Regions from separate parts of the Homo sapiens genome. Here region 2 is linked to region 1. A link is a loop called in an ENCODE intact Hi-C map of the cell type or tissue named here. Cell type or tissue: psoas muscle. All regions are shown on one strand. Each heading gives the region's core, and the rest is flanking DNA. Links, peaks and the distances in the headings are about the cores only. Region 1 overlaps PCSK6 (proprotein convertase subtilisin/kexin type 6). Region 2 overlaps TM2D3 (TM2 domain containing 3).

Region 1 (15,686 bases), core at 4,072-12,071:
CTTACATAATTTGGGGCCAGGTCAGGGTGATTTCTCTCTATGCCATCATCAAGGATGGTGACCACCACGTTTTTTCCTGTGTAGCCCCTCTTCCACGCTGCCTGGACATTCATTTCCGACCGGCAGCGACTGTTCTTGTCGCCACAATGCTGTAAGCACGAAAGACACAAAGTCCCCCCGACATGGACATTCCAGATGCAGAACTGACACTCGGTGCACACCCCACAGGGAGGCGCTTAGGCTTGCAAGTAAAAAAGGAGGGAACACCTATCCCTGCCTTACATAGCAGAGCTCCTCTTTCCCACTCGGATCGAGAATCATGCAGACGGCTCCCTTGCTTTTTCTGCACCTGCAATCTATATTTTCCCAGGGCATCGCCTCCCAGCAGGAGCTCTGTCCATGGGCTGGGCTTTGCCATTTAGTCATACAGCCTGCATCAAATCACTTCCCTTCTCAAAGAGCCCCCATCCCAGAGTGTGCTGCACAAAGTTTCAGAAAAAATCCACAGGAAAGCCGGTACTGCACAGCCTTGCGGTAGTGGTTTTACACCCTCAAGGTGAAGTGTGTCTGTCTGGAGATGTTGTTTGAATTTAGCTTTGTTGAGGGAAATTAACCCATTTCAGAGACCTGGCAGTGCAAGTGTCCTGGGGCAGACAGAGGTCCTGTCCTACTCACCAGGTACCACATGTTGGACCAAATGGGGTCGTTGAAGTAAAGGGCCTGCGGGTCACTTCGCACCTGTCTCTTCACCCTTCGTTTCACTTCCTGTTGCTGGAGCCATTTCACCTACCAGAAGAAATGCAATTACTGTTTATATTAGAAATGATTTCTTGATTTTATGTAGCCTCTTTGCAGGTGCTACAGCCTTCCTTGTGCGTGAATATCTGTGTCATAGCAGATATTTTAGATGGTAAGTTCCTGGGGACATTTTCACTTCAAAGTGACTACATTTGAAAGATGAGAAGTTGTTTGTGTATACAGAGGAAGAAATAACACCACTCTGATAGATTTTGAAGTCGTTGTACTAAAAGAAAGAAAGTGCTCACGCCTGTCATCCCAGCACGTTGGGAGGCCGAGGCAGGAAGATCGCCTGAGCCCAGGAGTTTGAGACCAGCCTGGGCAACATGGTGAAACCCCACCTCTCCAAAAAAAAAAAAAAAAAAATCTAGCTGGGCATGATGGCGCATGCCTGTAGTCCCAGCTCCTCAGGAGACTGAGGTGAAAGGATTGCTTGAGCCTGGGAAGTCAAGGCTGCAGTGAGCCATGATTGGTGCCACTGCACTCCAGTCTGGGCAACACAGCAAGACCCTGTCAAAAAAAAAAAAAGACAGAGAGAGAGAGAGACAGAAAGACAAGAAGGAAGGGAGGGAGAGAGGGAGAGAAGGAAGGAAGCCAGCCTTGTGAAATTGCCGATAAATTATCTGGTGATCCTTGTCCTGAAGAAAAAGGAAATACACACATGGGAAAGCAGTGAATGAAGAAAGTGTTTGGTTAACTGGTATTGGAATTTGCTTTACAGTAAGGACATAAGTAAATATGGTAAGCCATATATTGGAATATTTGGCAGCCACCAGCAATATGGTACCAAAACATGCACAGAGAAAAATCTAGAAAGGAATACAGCAAAATAGTAGTAGCATCAGTTCCTGGGTGGTGACATTATTGCTAATTTAAAATTTTACAATTACTTTCAGGATGTCATAAATGTCTTTCAATCAGCATGATTTGTTTTCACGATCAAGGAAAAAAGTTCACAAGGCTGTATCACTGATATTTAAGACCAAGGATCAAGGCACCAGGCCACCTGCAATAAAACCCAGCCCCGTGCTCACCAGCTGTGTGACTTGGAGCTGACAGTGGACATCCATGGCCTCAGGGTGGTGTCCACCCACACAGTGGGGACAGTCATGGGTTGCCACAGGGTTAATATAAGAAACAACACATATAAAGCCCTCAGACCAGTGCCTGGAGCACTCCTGCTCTTATCATCCCGTGTACACATTCTTTTCAAGCTGGAAAAACTTTTTCATTTTAAAAGGATCTTGGGGTAAAGACTTCTTGGACCCTGAGTGGGAATGTTTTCTTTGGTCTTACCACGGCAGCTCCACCTGATTGAATAATGCTCAAAGCTGGGGTTCAGCCTGGCTCTGGGGCCTGACATGGGTGGGATAAGGATGGGCGCCAGGGCCGTGCTCTCGAGGAGTCTGCACTACATTCAGGGGATCCCACCAATCAGAGGATGATGTGAGTTCCAAACAGGGCAGGCTGCCTGGAGGAGGCAGCTAGAGGCAGGGGAGGAACAAGAGAAGGGGGCGGGGCCCCAAGGTGACCCAAGGCTGGCGACCCAGGGTCGTGCTGGAAGCTAGAACAGAGCTACCTGAGGCTGAGTGGGCAGGGAGTAACAGTCCCCAAGAGCAAAGGGACAAGATTTCTCTTCCTCCTCCCTGAGCCTTGGCCTCCCCACATCACCCTGAGCAAGGAGAGCGGAGCACCTGCATACACAGCTCAAATTTAGGGCTGGGGATGGCCTCCAAGACATCCTTGGTGTACAGGGCAAAATGCCGGAAGAGAGGCATCCCAGCCTGTCCCACCCCGATGTAATTCGTCTATAAAACACCAGCAGACCAGACGCCTTAGAAACACTGCAAAGGGCTCAAAACCAGTTTCACGTCACACACTTAAAAAATCCTCAGCACCAAGTCCTAGATAATTTATAATGGCCGCTGACAGATACTTCCACAGAAAATAAAACTATAAAATGAGATATTTTGTTCCTAACACCGGCTGATGGCATTTTGCAATGTCCCCATATATTACTGCCTGAACTAGAAGGCTTTTTACCTGGTCTAAGATGCCGCAAACAATATTTCATAATCTGTTCAGCACGCTATTACAAAATACAGTGGTATGTAGATCCCGCACAGCCCAAAGCTCCCAGGGATGTCCCGCCCTCCTGCCAGGCTGAGCCCTGTTTGTGCTAAGGGGCCCTGAACTCTCTGTTCTAACAACATCCAGCCCCTTCCAATTGCTGTGCCCACCAGACCACACTTCCAGTCAGAGGAGGAGGCACACTCTGCCCTTCCAAGCCCAAGTGGGTGACACCCCACTAATCAGCTGGGAGATGTGGGAAAGCGTAGAGCCAGAAGTCATAAGAGGGTTCCTCAGCAGGATGGAAGAGCCTGGGCATCCCGGCCCTTGGTCCTTGCTGGGCTCTGGGCAAAACCCCACAACACTGGCACACAGTTCTGAGGGGGACTGTGATAGCCTGCGGCCCGCAGCACAGTTTGGGGCTCTCTCTCTGTCGTGGTCGCAGGGGCAGCCCTCTCTCTGCTAACACACCTGCTCATTGTAAGTCTCTGACGGCAAGTGAGGTGCTCTCAGGCCAATGGAACCGAACACTGTACAACAGATGACTGACCAGGCGTGGGGGCTTCTCCGTGGAGACGGGATGCAGGCAGACAGCGCGGTGGCAGAGGCTGATTCTCCCGGCACTGTGTCCCTTCCTCTGGGTTCCAGTCACTCCCTTGCTTCTCACCCAGCTCCAGGACAGCACAAGGGGATCCCGGATCCCACCTCCTACCCACCACAAAGAGAAAGCCATTTTCCAGGTTCACCTTCCCCAGTGTCTCCAGAGAGCAGGCATCCTGGGGTCACTTATTCTGTGGCTCACTCAACAAAAATGCACTGAGTCTTCCTGTGTGTCTGGCGCTAGGTTCTGGGAAGATCAGCATGAACATACCTGGTTCCCGGCCAGGACCAAAGTGCCTCCCCCTCCCATCCCCAGCTGGGATGCAAAGCTCTGCCTTCAATGCCCCCTCGGGGTGAAACCAGGAGCCACCTGGACACTCTGTGGAGGTCAGAGGTGTGTCACCAGCCCCAAACCAAGCGACTAAAACTCCAGCCCTCCCATCGAATGGAAGCAACCCTCACAGGTTGCAGTGAGCAGAGATTGCACCATTGCACTCCAGCCTGGGTGACAGAGTGAGACTCTGTCTCAAAAAAAAAAAGAAAGAAAGAAAGAAAGAAAGAAAATGTGATTAGGTCTAAATGACTGCTAGATGACATCTGTTGACTTTTCTTGTGGAAAATCAACTATAAGTGATTTGGGGCAAAGGCAAGGTTTGCCAAATGCCACTTCTAGCCCAAACAGAAACCGTCTTTCTCTGCAAATCTGTAGAAAGTGCCAGGATTTCTTTAACGTCATACTTTGAAGATAGAACTTCACTCTGACCTTTTTATCCTTTTCTCTATTTTCCAAATGTATGTTTCCTGCTAAACATGCAGCACAGTTATAGATAAGCTACGCTCTGGGGCAGGGAGTTCTAATCATGAAGAAGGCTTCATCGTCTTCTCAAGACAGGTGCGCAGCAACACTTTCTTTTGTAGTGTGTGCTTCCTCCAGCTTCCTTCTCGAGAAGCCAAGTTAAAATGAGGCATCCGTTGACTGTCCCTCTGTTGATAAGACGAGGTAAAATCTAAGGATGTTCCTAAAGGGTAACATAAACAAGCAGAGACCCAGGAGGGGGCCCTGCCCGCGTTCCAGTAAATGGCTTGCCATGCTGCAGGCTGTCCATGCCACCGAGTTGTGATCCTTGTCCAAGCATCCTTTCAGCGAGCAGCCATGGGCAGCCTTGGCCCTGTCTTCTTCCCTGTGGGCCACAGGTGGGCCAGAAGCTTGCTGACATATCATTCCCAGGTGTGACAAGCGACAGGGGAGGGTGTTTTGAAACTTTCACTCATGAGCCAGTGTCACCAAAGAGAGCATGAAATCCCTCCCACTTGCACGTCCACCCAAAGCCACCATGTCCTTCTGCCCTAACTTCAAGCCTGTGCCTATTCAGAGGGGCCCTGCTGTGGCTCAGGAAGGCCCCTAGAAGTTCTTGGGAGCTGGAGAGTCCTAAAAGGAGAGGGGCTTCAGTCTTTGCTCTGAGATGGAGGGAAGGCCACGAAGGGCATACACAGGCACCCTCCCCCAGCGGTCCAGGGGTCCCACACAGCATCAAGGGAGTCAAGCTGCTGAGGTTCTTTGAAGTACGCACCGGCAGGGCTGCGGACACCAGGTTCACACAGGTTCTGCACAGTTGTAGCCAACGCAAGGGAGACAGCTCGGCCAGCTCTTTCTTTTCTCTTTTCTCCCTGGTTTCATCAAAGCGAAGGTTACTTTATTCTGTAACTGTGAAAGAACAAGGGGACTGCAAGCCAGACCTGACTGTCCACCAGGGCATATCAAGGGAGGGAGTCGGAGGCCATACCTCGGCACCCAGGAGCCACCAAGCTCCAAAGCCTCCTCCAGGAGAGAACAATCAGGGCACCGTAGAAAATAAGCCTGTTATTCTCTCTGTGTGGGAGGTGGGCACCCTGCCTGGGCCTCTCCCTCCACACTGTAAAGCAGGGGCTGGGACCGGTCCCTCTCTCAGAGCTTGTGCACTCAACAGTCTGTGGCGCTTAGATCTTGATTCCCATCAACCTTGACTGCTCTGAGCACCTCGCTGGGCCAACATCCAACCAGCTAAAGAGCTCAGTGAGAAAGCTGACTGGTGAATTTAAAGAAAGAAAAATCCCACTCCCCGACAAGTGCCCGTCACTGCATAATGTGCAACGTGGCCCTTCTCTCACTGACAGGCGACGATTCATGCAGCACACTGGAGCCATCTTGCCCTGGATCCCACAGTCCCTCAAGGAGTGGAAGGACAGGCTCGAGTCCCAGAAACCCCAGAACTGTATGCAAAATGGTGCCGGCATGAGCATGATGTCTTTTTTCCTCTGGAGAGCGAGAGGCCCCACAACTTCCAACAGCTTTTCAAAGGGGCCTGTGATTCCCCCAAATGGCTAAGAACCACTGAACCAAGCTAGACAGAGGCAGAAAGCAGATCCAAGTTCTCCGAGTGAGGGATTGGTCCTGTGGCTGTCATCTTCCAGCAGGGCAAGAGGGCCATCGTGACAAGTGAGAGACGATTACATGGTTTCGTGAGAGCCCATCATGGCGAGATGCCCAGGCCCACCTCCGGCGCAGCACTGGCTCACCTAGGGGTGGGGCCGGGAAACCCCAGGCTGCCATGGCAAACACACAGCGGGAACCCAGTGAGTAAGCCCGGGCAGTAGAGGAGGGGGAGGAGGAACCAGAAAATAAAGGACATTCTAACTCAGCCTAGAAAGCCACCCCCACCACCACCTCCCGTGTCATCCAGGCAGCTGCGAGCCCAGCTCCCTCCCCACTGCCTCCCCTGCAGCCATAACTGCAACAGCGTAGAGACCATTTCTTGAATTCTTTCCATTGAAGTTAAACTACAGGTGCCAGAAGACCCCTGCTTAACAGTCATGAGAGAGGGAAGTCCTCGCTCTGCCGATGACGGAAATGGGACAGTGCGTGTGAAAGCTCTTTGGGAAAGTAAAGCTACTCATTTGTAAGTTAGTTCTTATTTTGCTGAAAGGGGACAGAAGGTGCCCCTCTCCCCACCGCCCGCCACCCACCTCCACTCACTGACAACAGAAGAGGCAGCTGGAGCCCAGCTTCACCTATTGTTAGGGGCTGACCTGTGAACCCCTAAATTCTTATGTTGAAATCTTAACCCGGGGTAGCTCAGAACGTGACTGTAATGGGAGATAAGGGCCTTAAAGAGGTAGTTACGTTAATATGAGGTCATGATGCGGGGGACCCTAATCCAATCTGGCCAGTGTCCCATGAGAAGAGGAGATTAGGACAGAGCCACTCGCAGAGAGGGACAACCACGTGAGGATCAAGAGACCTCAGAAGAAACCAACCCTGCCAACGCCGTAATCTCAGTCTTCCAACCTTCCTAAGTGTGAGACAATACGGTTCTGCGGTTGAAGTCCCCGCATCCTGTGGGACTTTGTTACAACTGCCCCCGCAGACTAACAAACTATGAGGTCCAACACTGCTCAACGTGTCTGACATGCAGTCACTGTCTGTACCTCTGTTATTTTAGCTTCAGCAATACAGGATACAGCTTTGTCAACTGAAAACTATATTTAGGATTTTTCCATAATTTAGCCAAGGTGGGTCAGAATTTACTTCTAAAGTATTTACATAGAAAGAAGTTGCTTATGTTACACACAACTTGCTTATAGGAGTCACATCTCTGGAACTTGAGATATGCTTCAGGAAGCATTGTCTACTGTTCTCTGGGTTGCTGCTGGACTTGTAAGGGAGTAAAAGCAAATGATATGTGGCCTTGACCCTCGATAACCTCCTGTTGCATTGGCAAGAGATGGGCTTGCATGCTTTGAACTCCAAGTTCCTCTCTCCCGAGGCATCCGCACAGCAGCGTCAGTCCGCCTTCCCATCGCCTCTCCTCTGGTTCTGGAACACTGAACGCCCTCCCAAGCCTGACGATCCAGGTCCCCCAGGAACCACCTGCAGCTCCCCTGCCGACTCTGTCTGTCCCTGACAGATCCCAAACAAACTGAACTAGTCATCGTTCCCAACAAACACTGCTGTGTGCTCCTACTCTAGGGCCAGATCTAGAATACAAACATACGACTGCTAGAAGAGCAGGCCAAGTCCGCAGCCTCTGAGCAGGCTTCCTGGTGGCAGGGATATTGGAGCCCAGAGGGGAAGGTGGGGAAGAGAGCAACAGCAGGGGAAGGTGGGGAGCCGTCTGTGCAAAAGCTCTGCAGAGGGAAAAAGAGCGAAAGTCACCCGAGGAGGATCTTAAAGGCCAGTGGTGGCCGTATTTCAGAGGATCCCTCAGGAGCATGGGAGGTGACTGGCCGGGGCAAGGATGCCCACATGAGGCCAGCAAGGAGGGCAGTGCAGTGGTGCAGGCAAGAGATGACAGGAGCTGGGCCTAGGGCAGGAGACACAGGACATGGCAGGGCCAGGTTGTACGGGAGGTGGAACAAGTGTAGGGGGGAAGGAGAGGCCGCTGGCACTGCAGTGGAATGCGGATGAGCGCTTCCCTCTGAGACAGACTAGGGTCAGAGACAGTGAGCTGGGTTTGGGACATACTGACTTTGGATTGTCTTTGAGATATCTAAGCGGAAGGGCAGAGCATGTCGTGAAAGAATAAAATGCTGTCTTTTAAGGTAAATTTACACATTCAAACTTTTTACCAATTCCTAGCAGCCATGCCACTAGAACCAGCTGGGTGGTGCTGAAAATGTGAACAGCCAACTTGTCACTGTCATTCGATCACCCTCATGGGGGAGCAGTCCACCGTCCCCACGTGGGCAAATCCTCTGGGCCCTGGGCAGCTGCCTGGCCCTGCCCTCAGCCCATGACACAGTTCATCAACCCCTGAGACCAATGTGGTCACTTACTGTCTATGTGCTCTTGTCAGGAACTTTCTGTTTGTTTGCACTTTGAATTGCTCTAGCACACAAAACTGTTAGATAAAATTCCATCTGTGGTTAATGGAAAGATCTGCTTCAACATTGCATCACTGCTGGAAGGAAACCCGAGCTTTGATTAAACTCCGGGGGCAAAGTCCCATCCTACAAAACAGAATGCCTCCTCTGGTCCTTGCAATCATTTTGCAACTTCTAAGCTTTAAAGCACTGAAATGAAGCATTGAACCCAAGCCTCCTACGGCCCTAGAAGGAGCCACCAAGGCTCCCTCTGAACATCTTTATCCTTCCATTTCCATCACCAATCTGGCTGAGATCTGTAGGGAAGGAAAAGAGCTGAACCCAAGTCATCATGCTAAAATGTAAGGTCTGGAAGACACAGGCAGCAACGACTAACTATAAGCCAGCTTGGAACATAATCAGAACAAGTAATTTTAAAAAAATTTGTGAGCCCTTTCAGTGATTGGTCGACGCTTCTGTAATATCCACCCTTCTCCAGACTTTTGGCAAAAGAACAAGTTAAAAACAAATGCTTTCAGTTTGCTTAAATGACAAGCCTTGGAAAAACCCAGCGACCGATAACTGCACACTGCGAACACTTGGGCTGTTCCTCCAAGGACAGGGCTGAGTAACAAAGCAATCTGAGCAAAATGGCCCTTTTCAAAGACGGTAAGAAAAACATCAAGTAAAGGTAATTAAGAATGCAAGGAAAATGACTGTACCATTCCGGTACAGGATCAGTGCGAAGAAGATGCCTAATAAGTGTGCGTGCACACACGTGCTTAACAGAGTCCTGCTGCTGACACCCCCTTGAGTTTTGTTTTGCTTTCCCAAATGTACATTCTATCTGCTTTTATGTGACATGGGGTGGACTGTACATTCCATCACTTATCAAAGCACTCCTATACAATAGGGACTGGAACTAATTAAAATAAGATACCGTCTGCATTTGATGGAACTTTATCCTAAGCCCCATAACATTCATTTCCAGTTTGGTCATTTGAACACAATGGCAGCCTCGCATTCCGAAGTCTCTGAATAATATTAAATCATCTTTTCCTTTTGTTAATAATATTAATTACACAACTCTCCAGATGTGAAGGTATCATAAAAATGCTTTGCCAACGTAGGGAAACGTTCTGATGCACTGCAATAAAAGATAACACTAAATACTTCCATAAAACAGCTAATTTCACCAAGTGTTTAATTGTAATGACTGGGTGGAGTAAATATTAGTCAGACTGACAGCTAATTGATTTGGTTTGCATTAAAGCTAGACAAATTTAAACAGAGGTATTTCAGTTGCGATTCTGAATTCATAATCGGTTCAGATGTCTGTGTGCTTTCCCTGGGGCTAACAATTTAATTAGAACTATGAGAAACAATCAGCCAATCCTAGGAACGTTCCAGGAAGGCCTGGGATGCCCAGGCTGTTTACCTTTCTTCCTTTCTTCTTTACTGGCAGGATGCATTGATAGAAGCCTTGCCAGGAGCTTATTAAGAAGCTCTGTGAGAAGGAGATTTTTATTTGAAAAAATTTAACTGCTACGTTAGCCTTTGCCTAGGAAGTCTCTATCCTTCCTTCTGCTGACTTCGAGGAGACAACTAATGCCTGGGAATGCTTTGCCCTCAGACCCAAACTGAATATAGGACTTTTAACACACCTAAAATGGGTCAATCAAGCAGCTCAGGTGCTGCAGAGAGGAGGCAGGTCCAGGGTATGGTGGCCCTCAAGCCCCCCACAGAGTCTGTCTCTGCTGCCTCAGCCTGCCTTGCTCATGCACAGGTCTCCCATCCCCATCTTCACCGAGAACTCAGCAACACAGAGACCTGCTGGGCAGCTCTGCATTACTCAGGCACAGGGTCCTGCACTCAGCAGGTGCACCATTAATATTTTTGGAAGGAAGGGATGAGCAGTCGACCTGAGTACCTTTAAAAGTTTTAAAATATAGTCACCAACAACAGAGGATGTAGTCAAAACACAGATTAAGTCTCCTATTTCGACTCTGCCTTAGTTCTAACCATTAAGAATCTGCTTTATTAATTCTTGGAAGGCCTCATGGAAAGAAGACCAAGAAATCCACGGTCCCCGTCTCTTCTCAGAGCATGCTTATGAGATGGGCTTCCTGCATGCAAACAGCTTGCTTTCATTGTAACTATCCGCGTGGTGGCAATTCAACAACTCAAAAGACTTCAGTTGAAGAATGAGGATGTTTCTTCACACGGCAGATCAAGTGCTTGCTTAAAGTGAAAGTGTGGAGGGATGCTGCGTCGACCTCTTTCCTAGCTTAGAATTTCCTCCAAGATGACAGATGACGGTCTCTCAACCGCACAGAACTCACGCCTCCTCCGGGATCAGCCTATGCACCCTGTACAGAGGCTCCCTGCTGCTCAGTTTTCTACTGATCCACCCTTCCCCAAGTGCCCCACTCTTTGGGAAGGAGCAACTACAATCTGGCTTTTTTCCTAGAGGATTAAATATACTGGCCCCTTTGAAAAACATTCCTTCATGTTCCATGGTGTAAGCACAAGTAGACGTAATCTCACCCCCATGTGATGGGGTGAGACGGTGCATGTAAAGTGCCCAAGCACAGCCATCCCTTAGTAAACACTTAACTCCTTCCCTTGCTATGAAGGAATAATGGAATTAGCACAATGTTTCATATCTATCTCGTTCGACTTATCCGTATCTATCTATCCATCCATTCATCCATCCATCCACCCACCTATAAAACCAATCCAGAAATATATTCAAGACAAGTCTGTCTTTTCACAGCCCAGGTCCATGGGTGAGCTCCATGGGGACCACTTCCTCATATGCTTCAAATCAAAACCCTCACCATGCGATGCCCCAGAGAAGGATAATTCAGGTACAGAGCCCAGAGATAACGCGTCTCTCCAACAGATCCCTGCTCAGTCAATACAAAAAGAGCCCTGATTGTCATTGAAGCAGGTGGGTTGGGGCAACACCAAGAACCCATTTTTCCATAAAAACTTTACTCTAAGTATTTTCTGGAAATAGCTGAAATAATATTGTGCACCAGCCAGGGGGCCCAAACAAACATCTAGTATATACGTTAACTTTTAAGAGAAGATGATTTCTGTGACCTAAAACTATGATTTACCAATGACCTCCGTTCCTTGCTGGGGCTGCTACTGCTTCTCACGTGAACTTCATTTTCCTTCTCAGCACTCATCGCCCTGTGACATATCACATATTTTTCTATTTCCTGCTTCGTTTTCTGTCAGCCCTGCCGCCAGCTCCACGGGCCCTGCTATGGACAGAGCCAGCCACATGGAAGGTATTCCAAAAATACCTGCCAAATGAATGAACTCACTGGAGGCTCACTTGGCCATCTTAAATTTTTAATCTTGACACATAACTGTTGATTGATCTTTCTCAAATATTAATTTCAAATCTATGCAGAAAGGAAGTATAATTAACCACCCAATAAATACGGGTTATGTTAAAATTTAAAATGTTAGCCTCCTTTCAAATCGCATTTGTTTTAATCCTGAAGATCATGTGAATCTTTGAGGAAAAAAAGTCATAGTTACTGCCTCAGTTTTCAAATTCATAGTAACCATTAACATACATGTTATGACAACCACAAAAACATCCACCTGCCTGATCTCTAATTTCATTATTAAAATACTTGCTTGAATTGCTTAGAGTTTTTGTTTCATGGGTAAGATTCATATATGTATCTCCTGTGAGTATTGTGTTTTGTTGATTTTAAAATGCTGAGAGATCCTCACTCACATGATTTAGTTCAGATGGTCTGATTCGTAGCTACACCTGTCTTGCTGTATTTAAAGTGAATATGGAAAACTCATGTCTATCCAGAATCACATTAAAATCCAGACTCCGCCATTTTTAAGACCACAGACCCAAACCCTCCAGCCCTTAGGAAAGCATCCGGACACTCTGTACCTGGGGGTCCATTCTGAGGAAGGTGTGAGGGCCTCTGCTACTCAAGGTTGATCTTTTAAAGGTTTTGCTGTGATAAAAATGGTAGTAATCTTCCAGGTTTCCAATCTGCAAGACAAGAAGCAGAATGCCATCAATTAATAGTCTCACGAACAGCTTCCAAAATCTTCCACCCCACAAGAATCTCCCCCTTATCTGAGGGGCTCATTCTCCCAGAGGAAACACACCCTCCATCACCCTGCTCCTCATATCTCTGGCATGTGTGCAGTGTTTATAAACGTGAAGGTGGATTCAGACACTCATTTTTAGATAAATAACACTAAGTCATATTTCCCATGGACCACATACTCCATCACATCTCACGGTAAATTAACATCATTTAAAGTTTGGACTATCATGGCCAAGTTTTTTAGACAGAAATGAATGTTCGTTTAGGGCCAAGAATCCCTGAAGTAGCTAAGTTGGTGTCAAGTCAGGTCTACACCAAAACATTCATTTATAAACAAACCCCATCCTCTCCACCCCATGGGTAAACTGAAATATCGAAGAATGAACACTCACTCTCCAGTGCAACAGGACAGCCAAAGAAAACACATGGATCCATCTGCTTGGGGATTGTGAAAGGGTCAGATGAGAACATCTAAACCTCCGAGGTGTCCCAATTTTCTGCCAGGGGCAGTTTGTCAGGACAGATTTCAGCTTGAGGACCGGATGGAACCAACAGCAGCCCTGTGCCCCAGCCCCTGGCCTTCAAGAAGGGCTGGCCCTCGCTGTAGCACCAGCTTGTCCTCACGTCTGTCCGGGCTCGAGCATGGGGACATTGTTATCGGAGGCCTGCTTCTTGGCTGTAGAGAAGGGCTAGTTGATCACCATCCTCCAAAAAGGATTTTAAAATCAAGATGGACTGGATATCATACAGACCCTCAGGTTGATCTTCTCAGGCTAAACCATCCTGGTTTCTTTTCTAGCTTGATTAAAGGGTAAATTTAAGACTAATGGTCCTCTACAGCAGTTCTATATGATGATTACAAACATGGGTTTTGAGTCAGATCGATTTGGTCCAAACCCTTCCTACCCCTCCACCAAGATTAGCCATGTGACCTTGGACAAGGACATTTGACTCATGGGAATCTCAATTCCTTATGTGTAAAATGGGGATAAAGGTACTTACCTTTAAAAGTTAAGTAGGACTAAAGCCTACCCGACTCACAACTCCTTGGCTGCCTCCACCTCATTCATAGCCATTTAGTCTGCTATAGTCTGACCTCAATAGAGTTGACTGGCCCAGGTGGAGACCTGGAGGGACTTGGATGCTGTGGCCATTTTCATATCTTTACACAAGAAGATAAGGCAGGAGTGCAAGAGAGAGCCTCCCAGCCCCTTTGCTTCCCTTCAGTTCTCCTTTCCGGCAACCCTGGCAGCCTTGCTGTCTCCTGTTCGTGGGTTTAGGAGACACCACTTTGTCCTCGAAATAAAGAGTTCCCTTTTCTACTTCAGCTTGCTCCAGTGTGTTTCTGTTGCTTACAACCACAGAACATCAAATACGAAGACAGTCATGAGGAATCAATGGGAATCACCTATATAGAGCCTAGCTGAGTGTCTAGAACCTAGTGGGCATTCAGCAAATGCTGGTGGTCCTGGGAGCTGGGATTCTCTCTCGGGCTCCTCCACTCCCTTCTCTGGGTCTGGGATGCTTTAGCTTTTGGCCAAATCCAGGTCTGCATCTAATGTGACCCTTCCCTCTGGGTGACCTGGGCTTACCCTCTCTCAGTTTCCTTATGAGACTAATAACCACCACCCTGAAGGGTTGCTCCGAAATTTGAACGCGATATTTACGTGTGAAAGAGCTAGCAGAGACCCAGCAGGCAGGTAGTAAGTGCTCGATACACGGTTTTCCGCAATTCTGATTCTCACATTTTTCTGCCATCATAAACCTCATTATTTCTGCCCTATTTTGCTCACAAGCACTTTTATTTTTCTTCCTACAGATAAGTCACCTTGCTCACTTCTTCAACAAAGTTAACTGCCACACGTGTCAAAAGGCTCCTCCTCACCCGCACTAGAGCTGTTATTTAGCTACGGAGGCAATCACCGAGTCTCAACTTGCCGCAGTGTTTAATCAACATGTTTGCTCATAAGCTGCCATCATCCCTGGGAGACGTTACGTAACTTTTGGTCTTTTAACTCTGGGCATTCGAGTCAATTCCCAGTCAGGGACATGGAGGAACGAAGAGTTGAATAAAACTTGCTGGCAAAGAGACTAATTGCAGCAGTGCTGACCCTTAGCAGGCTCATGACAGGGGGGCCTGGAAGCCATTCAGGGCAGCACCTGGCCTTTGACCAGCTAAGCCAGGCTTGGGGAAGCCACCTTTCCCCTCAAAGGCCAGTCCCAAAGCCATCCAGCCCCCTGCCCCGGGGCCGCCATGACTGTCCTTTGCAAAGGCCCCTGGGTCTGGGCTGATGTCAACTGTTCTCCACGAACGATCCAGGAAAGGCACAGACAGTCCCCAGAATGCTGACCAGGCCAACCACCTCTGGAGGCAGCAGCGGCCAGAACTCCATCTGTTTGGACACTTATGTCCGGCCTAGCATGAGAGCTGGGGGGCCGGGGAGGGACGCTCCCACTGCAGGGGAGAAGGGGACACCAGCCAAGGCTGCCCTTGCAAAGCCAGCTGCAGAAGAAGCTGGAATCACACATTCGTCCTCTGTGACTGGCTTATGTCATTCAGCATAATGTGCTCATGTTTCATCAGTGTTGGACCATGTGTCAGAATTTCCTTCCTTTTTAAGGCTGACTAATCTTCCGTTATCTGCACATCTCACATTTTGTTTATTCATTCATCTATTTATGGACACGTGGATTACTCCCACTGCTTGGCTGCTGGGAATAATGCTGCTGTGTACAAATATCTGCTCGTGTCCCTGCTTTCAATTCTTTTGGGTATATATCCACCTACCGTTTTTTGATAAATTTTCTTGGAACATAGCCACACCCACCCTTTCCCTACTGTTCATGGCTGCCTTCCTACTACAATAGCAGAGCTGAGTGGTTGCAACAGAGACCCTAGAGCCCACGAGGATCAAAGAGTTCATATGTGAACTCTGAAACAGAAAAGGCTGCCAGCCTGTGATGTACAGCATTTGCTGCTGAGAGTATCAGGGGAGTTCACCAAAGTCTCTGATGTCAAGCAAGGGTTCTCTAGGGCTGGGAAGTGGCGGTCCATACACGGAGTGACTCAAACACAGGTGCGGCTGCAAGCCTAGACCTTCAGCATCTCATTGAGTCTCTGAGACGTGCTTTTTCCATAAACCTTGTCAGATGCTCCAAGAGGCCCCGTCCTTCTGTCTGACTCATGTGGTCCTGCCCTCTGCCCTCCCTTTGCAACATCAGGCACCAGGTCAGGAGTGTGAGGTTTTCATCACGGGCAAAACCAGTGAGAGAATCAAA
Region 2 (15,379 bases), core at 4,201-12,200, 200 kb after region 1:
ATCAAAAGAGACAAAGAAGGCCATTACATAATGGTAAAGGGATCAATTCAACAAGAAGAGCTAACTATCCTAAATATATATGCACCCAATACAGGAGCACCAAGATTCATAAAGCAAGTCCTGAGTGACCTACAAAGAGACTTAGACTCCCACACATTAATAATGGGAGACTTTAACACCCCACTGTCAACATTAGACAGATCAACGCGACAGAAAGTCAACAAGGATACCCAGGAATTGAACTCAGCTCTGCACCAAGCGGACCTAATAGACATCTACAGAACTCTCCACCCCAAATCAACAGAATATACATTTTTTTCAGCACCACACCACACCTATTCCAAAATTGACCACATACTTGGAAGTAAAGCTCTCCTCAGCAAATGCAAAAGAACAGAAATTATAACAAACTCTCTCTCAGACCACAGTGCAATCAAACTAGAACTCAGGATTAAGAATCTCACTCCAAACCGCTCAACTACATGGAAACTGAACAACCTGCTCCTGAATGACTACTGGGTACATAACGAAATGAAGGCAGAAATAAAGATGTTCTTTGAAACCAATGAGAACAAAGACACAACATACCAGAATCTCTGGGACACATTCAAAGCAGTGTGTAGAGGGAAATTTATAGCACTAAATGCCCACAAGAGAAAGCAGGAAAGATCCAAAATTGACACCCTAACATCACAATTAAAAGAACTAGAAAAGCAAGAGCAAACACATTCAAAAGCTAGCAGAAGGCAAGAAATAACTAAAATCAGAGCAGACTGCAGGAAATAGAGACACAAAAAACCCTTCAAAAAATTAATGAATCCAGGAGCTGGTTTTTTGAAAGATCAACAAAATTGATAGACCGCTAGCAAGACTAATAAAGAAAAAAAGAGAGAAGAATCAAATAGACACAATAAAAAATGATAAAGGGGATATCACCACCGATCCCACAGAAATACAAACTATCATCAGAGAATACTACAAACACCTCTATGCAAATAAACTAGAAAATCTAGAAGAAATGGATAAATTCCTCGACACATACACCCTCCCAAGACTAAACCAGGAAGAAGTTGAATCTCTGAATAGACCAATAACAGGATCTGAAATTGTGGCAATAATCAATAGCTTACCAACCAAAAAGAGTCCAGGACCAGATGGATTCACAGCTGAATTCTACCAGAGGTACAAGGAGGAACTGGTACCATTCCTTCTGAAACTATTCCAATCAATAGAAAAAGAGGGAATCCTCCCTAACTCATTTTATGAGGCCAGCATCATTCTGATACCAAAGCCAGGCAGAGACACAACAAAAAAAGAGAATTTTAGACCAATATCCTTGATGAACATTGATGCAAAAATCCTCAGTAAAATACTGGCAAACCGAATCCAGCAGCACATCAAAAAGCTTATCCACCAAGATCAAGTGGGCTTCATCCCTGGGATGCAAGGCTGGTTCAATATACGCAAATCAATAAATGTAATCCAGCATATAAACAGAGCCAAAGACAAAAACCACATGATTATCTCAATAGATGCAGAAAAAGCCTTTGACAAAATTCAACAACGCTTCATGCTAAAAACTCTCAATAAATTAGGTATTGATGGGACGTATTTCAAAATAATAAGAGCTATCTATGACAAACCCACAGCCAATATCATACTGAATGGGCAAAAACTGGAAGCATTCCCTTTGAAAACTGGCACAAGACAGGGATGCCCTCTCTCACCACTCCTATTCAACATAGTGTTGGAAGTTCTGGCCAGGGCAATTAGGCAGGAGAAGGAAATAAAGGGTATTCAATTAGGAAAAGAGGAAGCCAAATTGTCCCTGTTTGCAGACGACATGATTGTATATCTAGAAAACCCCATTGTCTCAGCCCAAAATCTCCTTAAGCTGATAAGCAACTTCAGCAAAGTCTCAGGATACAAAATCAATGTACAAAAATCACAAGCATTCTTATACACCAGCAACAGACAAACAGAGAGCCAAATCATGAGTGAACTCCCATTCACAATTGCTTCAAAGAGAATCAAATACCTAGGAATCCAACTTACAAGGGATGTGAAGGACCTCTTCAAGGAGAACTACAAACCACTGCTCAAGGAAATAAAAGAGGATACAAGCAAATGGAAGAACATTCCATGCTCATGGGTAGGAAGAATCAATATCATGAAAATGGCCATACTGCCCAAGGTAATTTACAGATTCAATGCCATCCCCATCAAGCTACCAATGCCTTTCTTCACAGAATTGGAAAAAACTACTTTAAAGTTCATATGGAACCAAAAAAGAGCCCGCATCGCCAAGTCAATCCTAAGCCAAAAGAACAAAGCTGGAGGCATCACACTACCTGACTTCAAACTATACTATAAGGCTACAGTAACCAAAACAGCATGGTACTGGTACCAAAACAGAGATATAGATCAATGGAACAGAACAGAGCCCTCAGAAATAACGCCGCATATCTACAACTATCTGATTTTTGAGAAACCTGAGAAAAACAAGCAATGGGTAAAGGATTCCCTATTTAATAAATGGTGCTGGGAAAACTGGCTAGCCATATGTAGAAAGCTGAAACTGGATCCTTTCCTTACACCTTATACAAAAATCAATTCAAGATGGATTTAAGACTTAAATGTTAGACCTAAAACCATAAAAACCCTAGAAGAAAACCTAGGCAATACCATTCAGGACATAGGCATGGGCAAGGACTTCATGTCTAAACCACCAAAAGCAATGGCACCAAAAGCCAAAATTGACAAATGGGATCTAATTAAACTAAAGAGCTCCTGCACAGCAAAAGAAACTACCATCAGAGTGAACAGGCAACCTACAAAATGGGAGAAAATTTTCGCAACCTACTCATCTGACAAAGGGCTCATATCCAGAATCTACAATGAACTCAAACAAATTTACAAGAAAAAAACAAACAACCCCATCAAAAAGTGGGCGAAGGACATGAACAGACACTTCTCAAAAGAAAACATTTATGCAGCCAAAAGACACATGAAAAAATGCTCATCATCACTGGCCATCAGAGAAATGCAAATCAAAACCACAATGAGATACCATCTCACACCAGTTAGAATGGCAATCATTAAAAAGTCAGGAAACAACAGGTGCTGGAGAGGATGTGCAGAAATAGGAACAGTTTTACACTGTTGGTGGGACTGTAAACTAGTTCAACCATTGTGGAAGTCAGTGTGGCGATTCCTCAGGGATCTAGAACTGGAAATACCATTTGACCCAGCCATCCCATTACTGGGTATATACCCAAAGGACTATAAATCATGCTGCTATAAAGACACATGCACACGTATGTTTATTGCGGCATTATTCACAATAGCAAAGACTTGGAACCAACCCAAATGTCCAACAACGATAGACTGGATTAAGAAAATGTGGCACATATACACCATGGAATACTATGCAGCCATAAAAAATGATGAGTTCATGTCCTTTGTAGGGACATGGATGAAATTGGAAAACGTCATTCTCAGTAAACTATCGCAAGAACAAAAAACCAAACACCGCATATTCTCACTCATAGGTGGGAATTGAACAATGAGATCACATGGACACAGGAAGGGGAATATCACACTCTGGGGACTGTTGTTGGGTGGGGGGAGGGGGGAGGGATAGCATTGGGAGATATACCTAATGCTAGATGATGAGTTAGTGGGTGCAGTGCACCAGCATGGCACATGTATACATATGTAACTAACCTGCACAAGGTGCAAATGTACCCTAAAACTTAAAGTATAATAAAAAAAAAATTTTCTTAAAAAAAAAAAAGAAAACTTACCACAAAATTTAGAACTGAAAAATAAAATATGTGAATAAAAAGAAGCTGTCACTGAATGGGTTGAATAGCAGGTGGAGACAACATTAGAAACAATGAATCTGAGGCTAGATCAATATAAATTATCCTAAATAAGGAGAAAATAAGACTTTAAAATGAATAGAATCTCACAAACACGTGGGACGATAACAATCTAAAATTAATGTGATCAGAGACTCAATGGAAAAGAGAGTGTGGTGCCCAAAAATATCTGAAGAAAAAATGATTGAAAATTTCCCAAATTGGGCAAAAGACATAAGTTGACAAATTTAAGAGATTGAGCAAACTCCAAGCAGGATAAATCCAAATAAATCCATGCCCAAATACATAACAATAAAACATCTGAAAACTAAAGACAAATTTAAAACTTTTAGAAACAGCCAGAAAACAATTATTACCTACAGCATTAAAACTATTCAAATGACAGCATATTTTTCAGCAGAAATCATGAAGGCCAGAAGGACGTGTCATAAGACTTTTCAAGTGCTGAAAGAAAAAGAAAAACTGTCACCCAGAATTCTATGTTTGGCAAAACTAACTTTCAAGTATGAGGGTGAAATAAAGATATTCTCAGATGAAGAAAATCTAAGAAAATTTGTTACCAGCAGAACTGCCTTAAAAATTTTTTTGCTGGAGGAAGTAATTCCGACAGAAAATAAATGATAACAGAAGGAAATGTGGAACGTTTGGAATGAAGATGAGCCTCGGAAAGGATATATTACTTTTCTATTGCTTTATAACAAATTACTAGAAACTTGGAAGCTTAAAACAACACGTTGTGGATGAATATTTTGGGCATCGCTTAGCTGGATTCTCTGTTTCAGGGTGTCACCAGGTTACAACACAGGTGTTGGTGGGACTGTGTTCCTTTCTGGATCTTGGAGTCTTCTTCCAACCTCATCACACTGTTAGAAGAATTCAATTCCTTGCAGTTGTAGGAGTGAGGCCCTCAGATCCCGAAGGACACCCACAGATTTTGCAATGTGTTCCTGAATAAGCAGTTCCTATCAGACCATCTTTCTTCTTCAAGGACTGCTGTGGTTAGGGACGCTCATCTGCAACAACACAGTGTAATTCAGCACTTCTCATGCTCTTCTTCTCACGCTCCTCAAAAATCCACCTTTTTCAGGGTGATGTCAATGAAGTCCAACAGTGAGCTGAACATGAAGCCCCACCTGGGCCTGCAGACTATACCCAAAAAGAAGAAGAATTTAAAAGAAAAAACAATTAGTTCTTATGACATAATATCCAACATGTCCAGGAGACAATAAAAAATCCATATACCAAGAACCAGGACATTCACAACTTGATTGAGAAGAGATGATCAAAAGGTGCCAGCGTTGAGAAGACTCAGACATTGGGATTACCTGACAAGAATTTTAAAGCAACTATCATGAAAATGCCTCACTGAGCAATTACTAACACTCTTAATACAAATAGAAAGTAGAAAATAAATAGAAGATATAAAAAGGTACCAAGGGAAATTATGTAACAAAAAATATAATAATTGAAATTAAAAACTCACTGGGCTGCCTCAGTAGTGGACAAGAGATGATAGAGGAACGAAAAATCGATGAACTCAAAAGCATATCAATAGAAATGTCCAGTCTGGGCCAGGCATGGGGACTCATGCCTGTAATCCCAGCACTTTGGGAGGCCGAAGCAGGTGGATTACTTGAGGCCAGGAGTTCAAGACCAGCCTGGCTAACATGGCAAAACACCGTCTCTACTAAAAATACAAAAATTAGCCAGGTGTGGTGGTGCATGCCTGTAATCCCAGCTACTCAGGAGGCTGAGGCAGGAGAATTGCTTGAGCCTGGGAGGTGGAGGTTGCAGTGAGCCGAGATCGCAGCACTGCACTCCAGCCTGGGCGACAGAGCAAGACTCCATCTCAAACAAACAAACAAACAAACAAAAAACTGAAAAGAGAAATACAGAAAGCCACCATTAGAGTTGGAGACTGCAACATTTCTCTGTCAGTAATTGACAGAATAAGAACACGGAATATTGGCAAAGATAGAAAAATGCTGAAAAATACTATCAAGCAAATTGACCTAATCGTCACTGATAAAACACATGACCTGGACCAGTGGAATACACATTATTTTCAAGTGCACATGTAACATTCAGCATGATAGACCGTATGTGAGCCATAAAGCAAATCAACAAATTTAAAATAACTAAAATAATACAAATTTTATTCTCTTACCACAGTGAAAACCAGCTACAAACTAAGTACAAAAATATATCTTGAAAATGTCTTTGAGGACATTTTTAAGACCAATAACTCATTTAAACAATTATCTTTAAATGCTTTATTTAAAAATTATCTTTTGGGCCAGGTGCAGTGGCTTATGCCTGTAATCCCAGCAGTTTGGGAGGCCAAGGCAGGAGGCTCACTTGAGCCCAAGGGTTCAAGACAAGCCTGGGCAACATAGTGGGACCCTACCTCTAGAAAAAAATTTAAAAATTAGCCCACCATGGTGATGCAGACCTGTGGTCCCAGCTACCCGGGAGGCTAAGGTGGGAGAATCTCTTGAGCCTGGGAGGTGGAGATTGCAGTGAACTGAGATCGTGCCTCTGCACTCCAGCTTGGGTGACAGAGCAAGACCCTGTCTCAATAATAATAATATAAATCTTTTGACCAAAAGGAATTCAAAAGTGAAATTATAAAATATTTTAAATTATACATAATAGAATTTGTGAAATGTTCTCAAAGTTCAGACGGAAATTTATAGCATTACTTATAATACTTATATTAGAAAAGGAGAAATGTCTCAAATTAGTGACCCAAGCATCTACCTTAAGAAACTAGGGAGAAAAAAGGAATACTGTTTGCAATCTGTGAGCATTTTTTATATTTAGTGATTAAAATCACAGCCTGGCTACTATCAGGGCCATTTTCCACTTTCTCAGCATGAACTCACTTTTGGTGCCACATTTCTTTTACTGTGAAATAAATTCTTTGATCAGAAGCAATCTTGTGTGAAACAGTGAATAAAGCTAGAGAAGGCGAATCCGTGTTCAAAGTAAGCATCTATTCCAGTGTGGACAAATCAACGTTCCCTGCTTGATGGGGAGGGGCGGGGGTTCAGTGGAATCATCTCTTTGTGCTTATATTTTTGTGCACAAGAATATGACATGCTTCATGAAAGGAAGAACTTAGCTTAGTGCTAAATCCCCAGGGCTCAGGAGGGTGCATGCCACATAGGGGCTCAGTACTTTCGCTGAATGAAGAAATACGCTTAAGTGTTCTATAGTACAGAGTTTTCGCAGGGGCTTTTCCTGTGTTTCTTGGATTATATTTTCCTCAAGATGAACTCTTCATCTTTCTTTCGCAGACTGTGTTTCTTCCTGTCTTTCCTTTCATCTGGGTTCTCTCGTTCCCCTTCTATCATATGTATGTGTGGTTACTGAGCCGTTTCTTTTTTTTTAAGACCGCTTTATTAAGAAGTAATTTATATGCTGTAAAGGTTACCAGCTTAAAGTGTAACTGGCTTTCTTCCCTTAGCACCGTGTTTTTGAGGTTTATTCACCTTATGGTGTGTATCAGTACTTCATTCCTTTATGTGATGAAATAGTATTCCATTATATGAATGAACTACATTTTGTTTATGTATTATTCATCAGTGGGACATTTGGGTTGTTTCCACTTTTTTACTATGAATAATGGTGCTGTAAACGAGTTTTTTAGTGTATGTCCTAAAACCTAAAATAACAATAGACAGATAGGCTCTCCAAAGGAGTTTATCTGGGATTGGTGGGGGATTGCAATCCAAGATACCCATGCCACAATGAACCAAGAAACACCCAAAGATGCTGGGGTCAAGGCAAACTTTTATAAAGACAAAAAGGAGAAAGTCATGTAAGCTGGTTTGAAACAAAAACTCTTGACTGTTGAAGCTCATAGCTCCTCATTGGTCACGCTGGCTGTTGCTGGGGAGATGTCTTCACAGCAGCAGCTTAACATGGAGTGTTTATGGTTTCCAGGGAGTCCTTGTAATAGTTCTTATCATAGGTACATGTGCGTGAGTACTCCTCCTTCAGGGCCTCCCGGATTCATTTTGCTAGGGTTTGACCTAAGTGACCCCATTTTGGTGCTGACAACTTTCACAACATATCTCCACTTCTCTTGGGTGTATACCTAGAAGATTCCCCAAGTCACATGGTAACTCTATGTTTAACATTTTCACAAATTGCCAGACTGTTTTCCTGGGCAGCTACATCACTTTACATCCCCACCAGCAATATATGAAGGTTCCAATTTCTCCACATTCTCATCAATACTTGTTATTGTGTTTTCTTTTTCTTTTATTTTTTAGAGACAGTGTCTCGCTCTGTGGCTCAGGCTGGAGTGCAGTGGTGTGGTCACAGTGTCGATGAAGAGTCCAACTCTGTAAAATATTTGAAGAGATTTATTCCGAACCAAATATGAGTGAGGCACAGTATCAAGAGGTCCTAAGAACATGTGCCCGGTGTGGTCCGGCTACAGCTTGAATTTATACATTTTAGGGAGACATAAGACACCAGTCAATACATGTAAGATGCAGACTGGTTCCATCTGGAAAGGCAGGACAGCTCGAAGCAGGGGCTTCCAGATCATGGGTAGATTCAAGGATTTTCTAATTGGCAATTGGTTGAAAGTGTTATTGTCTAAAGACCTCTAATCAACAGAGGGGAGTGTCTGGGTTATGATAAGGGATTGTGGAGACCAAGGTTCTTATCATGCAGATGAAGCCTCCAGATTGCGAGCTTCAGAGAGAATAGATTGGAAATGTTTCTTAGACTGAAAAAGGTGCCAGATTTGTGACTGATTCTCTGCTGTGTCAGGGAAAAGACCTGAAAGGGAAGGGGATTCTTTGCAGAATGTAGATTTTTCCAAGAGACAGCTATGCGGGGCCATTTCAAGATATGGCAAAGAAACATATTTGGGGTTAAAATATTTTGATTTATCTGTCATGTGATGTTATGCCAGAGTCAGGTTGGAAAGTAAGCCACATCACATAGGGTTAAATAAAACTGCTTTGAGATTTTATAAGGTGCAACTCCCCAGCCCCTTAGATAGGAATTTGGGCAAGAGGGAAAAAAGGTCAGAGTTTAGTCCTCAGTAGCTAACTGTAACTCCACCTCCTGGGCTCAAAGATCGCTCCCACCTCAGCTTCCCAAGTAGCTGGGACCACAGGCGCACACCTGCTTATTTTTATTTATTTTTTTTAGAGACAGGCGTAACTACGTTGCGCAGGCAGGTTAAGAATGCCTTTTATTATAGTCATTCTAGTGGGTGGTGAGTCATTTCATTTTGTTCTCATGTAAAAGGACAACTTCATAATATGTGAACAAATTCCCTTGGTTTTCTCTTCGAGCATTTTGCAAGTTGTATTTTGTGTTCTATTCTACATTCCGTGCCCTGATAGCTAGGAGTGAGGCAGGGAAAAGCTCAGCTGAGACTATATCTTTGCTAGAATATCTGGTCTCTGGTTTCTTGACTAGGATTTTCTAAATGTCCTGAATCAAAGTTTCCTCCCCAGGGAATGATGCAATGACCCCTGGGGGTCACCCCAGGCTTTGGATCCTTTATCTGGTTCAGCAGGGAACCCCTGAACCCATCAGAGTCCCTCCTGTTTGTTCACGAGCCCTCTCTCACTGGTCTCTTCCCAGCAGCCCTTTTCACTTCCCCCAGCAGTAACAGGAGAAAGATATAGATACCTCTCTTTCTCCGAATTAACCTGTTTTTCCTCACCAGTGAGACCCCCCCACCTTTTTTTTTTTTGGAGACAGAGTTTCGCTCTTGTTGCCCAGGCTGGAGTGCAATGGTATGATCTCGGCTCACAGCAGCCTCTGCCTCCCAGGTTCAAGCAATTCTCCTGCCTCAGCCTCCTGAGTAGCTGGGATTACAGGCACCTGCCACCACGCCCACCTAATTGTTTTGTATTTTTAGTAGAGACGGGGGTTTCACCATGTTGGCCAGGCTGGTCTCGAACTCCTAGCCTCAGGTGATCTGCCCGCCTCGGACTCTCAAAGTGCTGGGATTGCAGGTGTGAGCCACCACGTCTGGCCTCCAGTGAGACTTTCTGAGTTTTGTTGCGCCAGCAGGGCCATTTGCGGGAGTAATCTTACACACCTGAGCAATAATTTTTTTTCCCTGTATTCACAATTTTTTGACGTTTTTGGCATTTGGCTGTATCCTTTTGCTTGTTCGCTGTGGAGTTTTCATTTGTTTGCTGGTTTTGGGCAGGAAGGAGGTGCTGGCTTTTCCTACAGTGTGTTTATCATTTAAGTATTTGAGAAGGGAGATGCTGCAATCCAGCTGCACTCTACCACTTTAAAAATTCTCAGCAATACTTTTAGGTGTTTAGCTTACTCCCAGCAATTCCTCCTTACTCATTCATCAAACTCCTAGTCACTGTGCACCTGCTGCATGGCCGGCAGGGCTCTCAGAGCTGAGCTACAGCAGAGAACCAGAGCCCTGCCTTCGTGGAGCCTTAGTAAATTATGTCCACGTGTCTCCATCAAAGCGTATTTTGCATAAAAGTGTTGTGTTTATGGAAGACAATTTCAATACATTTAAAAGAATTTAAATCAAATTTGCCTAGGTTACAAAATTAACCAATAGGTCTAGTGCATAGCATCACTACAGTTATCATATTATAAATTTGCTAAGAGTAGATTTTAAGTGCTCTTACCATGAAAGAAACGCATACGATGTATATACAATAAAAGTTTAAAAAATGTGTCTACCCCCTAACATTCATGTGACACTTCATACTCTACCAAAAGGGCAGAACAGAGGGGAAGCTTTAGAGCAGGAGCGGAGGAATCTGCCTCCATTTTTCCTGGGTGTTTTTTTTTTTCCTTTTTATGCATATTCTACTTATGTAGTGCCTTCATTTTCAGGCTTTTTCAATGTTGTATTTGAGAAGCTGCATCAGGTACAGCTCATTTTCCACTCATTGCTTACAGGATGAATTAAAATCATTTGCATATTCCGTAGCTGATGATATATGCCCAAAATAAATGCAAGTCTGGCATAAGGCATTAAAAAAAAAGTACAGAGAAATGAAGTTGTGTGGCATAGAGAAGGTATTTTTACATTTTAAAATCTTGAAGCATAAGATCTTTGAAAAAATCTTTTTATACGCACCATAAACCAGTTGTTCCTCAGCAATTTGCAGAAATCAGATCAACATGGTGTTACAGACAAATATTTACTTGAAGCCAATTTCTATATATTATCTCCTTGCAGCCACCTCAACTGCCAGTCCCTGGAATTGTACACAGTCCCTTCAAAACCTTGAGGACACCCGTGGCATTAACTCAGCAAATAAATGAGAGCCTCTGTGTGCACGGCATTGTTCTAGGGACAATGGAGGGGGTAGACATAAATAACCCAGCACCTTCCCGTGAGGCATTACTGGGGTAAATGGAAGAGAGCTGACAAAGCAAGGTAGAGATTCTTAAGGGGAAATCATGACAGATGGCCTGCTGCAGTGATAAATTCTGAGTGTCTAGAGAACTATCAATAGAGGATGGTTGACTGATATGGTTCCCAACCTGTGTGAACAGGATGGCTATCTAATCATATCCCTGGGTCAGAGCCCATAGCTCACACATGATGGACTGAGTATTTGTGTCTTTTCCACCCCAAATTCACATGTGGAAATCCTCACCACTGTAATGATGGTATCAGGAGGTGGGACCTTTGGGAGGTGATCAGGTCATGAGGGTGGAGCTCTCAGGATTGGGATTAGTGCCCTTATAGAAGAGGCCCCAGAGAGATCTTCCCTGCCTCTACCATGTGAGGATGTGAGAAGATGTTATGAGGAAGAAGGCCCTCACCAGATACCAAATTTACCAGCACCTTCATCTTGGACTTTCTAGCTTCCAGAACTCTTAAGAAATAAATTTCTGTTGTTAAGCCACGCCGTTTATGGTATTGTTATAGCAATCCTGAAAATCTAAGACAGCAGAGGAATAGAACCTGAAGGTCAGACTCCAACATGGCATTTTGCTGCCAGCAGAGGCCCATGGGATTTGCTACAAGAGATTGCACCCACACTCCCTAGTGCCCTTTGAAAGTATAGTTTTACTTTGCAGTTTCTTTTTGGGGCTGTGTATGAGTTCATCGTTCATAAATTTGTTTGTACTATTTGAAAATCTCTTCGTATTTCCTGCTAGTTCTGTCTCAGGCCATCAGCTCTATCAAAGTCCTTGATCTGAAGCATTCCTGACTGGCTTACATCCTTCAGGTTCCAAGGGCTATGCCCTTGTGCAAACTTTTTAGGATTTGGGAACAAGTTCATTTATGCCTCCTTTCATGGATTCTGAATCTTTGAGCTTTACTCTCAGACACTGCAGCTTCATTATCTAATTCAGGCCCCAGAGCCACAAAAATGGTTAATCAAGGATGCTGTTACCTATTTCCACCAAGGGCAATGCATACTTCCTACTAACTTCCCACCGACTCCCTGGTTCCACCTTGCATGGTTGCTCAACAGGGAAGTATTAGATTCTCTTCTACACAGAGCTACATAAGGAGACTCAGGAGACATTTTTATTATAGTTAGCAAAGGGGCTACTTCTTGAAGAAAAGATCGTCTTCTAAAGAAACACCTGCTCAATCAACAGTTTAACGGATACAAAAAGTGTGTCTTTGCTCTCAGAAAGAAAGGTCCACATAAACCGGGTTACTCCCATCCTGAAGAACTGCTCATGCTCTGTGACAAGTTCCTCGTAAACAAAACAAAACAAAACCAGTTTTTTTTTCTGTTTCTGGAACTAGAATGGGGAAGCAAATGTAATGGGGATGCGCCACCTAGCGACGAGAGATGGAACTGTCACTCAACTAAGAAAAGGACTGTGCTTTAAACAGCAGCAAGTGATCACTGAAACCTTTCAGGTAAACTGAAATCAATAAATCATCTGCTGAATGAAATATGCAGATATTTTATAGCTTCTAGATATGATATGGTGGTTAACAGTCTTCTGGATAATACACACAAGTGTTTAAAAAGCAGTAACTCAGATACCCACATTTGAAAGAAAAAATGCTAAGTTTTTAAATGTTTCAAAAGCAAGCTTGAGTAAAAATCTTTTTGAATAACTGAGTTTTTTTTCCCCGATAAAGGGTCTATAACAGATCTATACTCAAAAACATTTATATATTTCCACTGTGTCAATAAACCAGCCAATTATGACTCTGTTAGAATGGAGTAATGCCCTGAAAGATAAAAATGTTATTCTTAACAATAAAGGTAAGTTGTAATGATTATTCAAGATTATATTTAATATAGAAAACAGGCCCACAGTATTTCTTAACTTGCAATTTTATTAATTTTTCAGTACTCTTACCTTTTATATACTACTAAGAAAATTTAAACCATAACTAGACATAAACATTCTGCAGTTTAATTCAAATTTTCATATATACAGACCAGACTACATATGTATTACACTGCAAAACTTACACATGACTGAAGCTGAGCCTAATAACTTCAATTAGCCAACAACAGAAACACTCCCACTTCCTGCAGTCACAGCAATTAGCTAACAATAAAAACACTCCCACTTCCTGCAGTCACAGCTGAAAGACTTTTCAAGGCAGACTACATTTGGGCTGGAGATACAAGTGATGTAGTTTGACTTGGGCAATACAAAACAAAAGTCATAGGAATTAAATGGATTTTCAATCACTGTATAATTCATTCTCCTGGCTTAAGTACGTTTTAATTTTTTCACAGAAAAAAATATATTTCAGGCAAATAAAAACAAATTCCAGATTAGCATAGTTCAGCGTTTCATTTATCTTACCTTTATCAAGGCAAACAAAGTACAGATGCTGTACATTAAAAACATAGAAATATATCACTCACACCACATCAACTCCTACGGACAAAAGGGCTTTTTCTAAGCCCTGCTCCTTTCTGAAGCACACACCACAGCTAAATGTACAAAGAGCCATCTGCTGGTCCAACATAGCCAACTCCAATGAGCAGGACGTCTATCAGCGTCCATATTCCCAGGCCACCGAAGCTGAAGAGCTTGCCGAGGCCTTCCCGCCACTGGCCCAGGTAGAAACGGTCTGCTCCAAACCCACCGAGGGTGATGCTGCGATGGCAAACAGACAGGATTCCATGAGACCACCTCCACCCCAGCTGTGGCCAGTCACGGTTTAATCACCACATTATGTCAGATTTGAGAAAGGGCTTCCCCTGATCGTAGCCCTTAACTGGAACACAAGTGACTATTTCACAAACTGACACCACCAAATAATTACGGGCAGGAAGACAGTTTAAATGTCAAAAGTAAACATACAATTTTTAGCTGTACTAAAAAACCAATGTTTTCTTTTTTTAAAGTTATCAATCTCATTGCTTTTTAGTCAAAATAAAGCAAAGACCCAGTCTAACAGGAAGTGCACTAACACGGGGTCAGGGCTGGAGTCAGGAGGAGCTCACCACCACCTGGACGACCTGGATCAAGTCATCCATGTTTTCAGTCTATTTTTTCATTCATCTCTAAAATCTTAATGTTAGGAATAAATCCTTAAAAGATTTAAGGATCTTTTAAATTCTAAGATCTAATAATACTGAAACTATATTATGGAAAATTTCTAAACACCTAACAATAAAAAGTAAAGAGAACAGTACCCATGACTCAGCTCCAATAATCAACACTTGGCCAGCTGTGTTTCATCAAAACCCTCCTCTTTCCCCTCCAGAGTACCCTGAAGCAAACCTTGGGCATCATCTCATTACAGTGATGATTTTAAAAGAAACCATGTTGCCGGGCGCGGTGGCTCACGCCTGTCATCCCAGCACTCTGGGAGGCTGAGGCAGGCGGATCACAAGGTCAGGAGATCCAGACCATCCTGGCTAACACGGTGAAACCCTGTCTCTATTAAAAATACAAAAAATTAGCCAGGCGTGGTGGCGGGCGCCTGTAGTCCCAGCTGCTCGGGAGGCTGAGGCAGGAGAATGGCGTGAACCTGGGAGGTGGAGCTTGCAGTAAGCCGAGATTGAGCCACTGCACTCCAGCCTGGGTGACAGAGAGAGACTCCGTTAAAAAAAAAAAAAAAAAAAAAAAGCAAAAAAAAAAAAAAACCATGTTGAGTGCTGAGAAGTTTTAATTGTTGAAAGTATGTTACAGTATAGTACTGTAAGAGGTTAACAATGTAGGGAAACCAGGTTAGGGGTATATAAGAACTCTACTATCTTTGCAACTTTTCTGTAAATTAAAATTATTCCAAGTTTCAAACATTTATTTATTTTTTTAAAAAGCCAGTTGTTAATTTGAACCATTGTCAGCAATGGTTACTAATCTTTTTTTTTGAGACAGAATCTCACTCTGTCACTGAGGCTGGAGTGCAGTGGTGCAATGCCAGCTCACTGCAGCCTCCTCCTCCTGGGCTCAAGTGATCTTCCCATTGCAGCCTACCACGCAGCTGGAACCACAGACATGAACCACGATGGCAGGCTTTTGTATTTTTGGTAGAGATGGGGTTTCACCATGTTGGCCAGGCTGGTCTTGAACTCCTGACC

What was found. Hi-C counts contacts between places; a loop is a spot of excess contacts. Peaks named below come from ENCODE experiments on the same cell type or tissue, not always from the same donor. Only the 100,000 strongest peaks of a DNase experiment are listed, where the experiment ranks them.
Region 2: a loop joins it to region 1, with 3 times the contacts of the local background. A loop is called at or near these places in 8 of 110 quality-filtered maps.

Annotation. Positions count from the first base shown.
Region 1 is chr15:101,431,315-101,447,000 of GRCh38, forward strand. It overlaps PCSK6 (proprotein convertase subtilisin/kexin type 6), which reads right to left. Exons shown (of 22, transcript NM_002570.5): 2 at 12,242-12,346; 3 at 676-786; 4 at 6-149. Among named protein-coding and RNA genes, the nearest start is that of PCSK6, 51 kb to the right of the region's middle. In psoas muscle, for the core only: no CTCF peak of the experiment used is centred there; DNase peaks (open chromatin) are centred at 7,347, 7,877 and 8,207; H3K4me3 peaks cover 357 bases; H3K27ac peaks cover 1,599 bases.
Region 2 is chr15:101,628,699-101,644,077 of GRCh38, forward strand. TM2D3 (TM2 domain containing 3) reads right to left here. Exons shown (of 6, transcript NM_078474.3): 6 at 13,150-13,946. The coding sequence ends at 13,781. Among named protein-coding and RNA genes, the nearest start is that of TM2D3, 16 kb to the right of the region's middle. RefSeq lists a silencer at 12,585-12,744. In psoas muscle, for the core only: no CTCF peak of the experiment used is centred there; no DNase peak of the experiment used is centred there.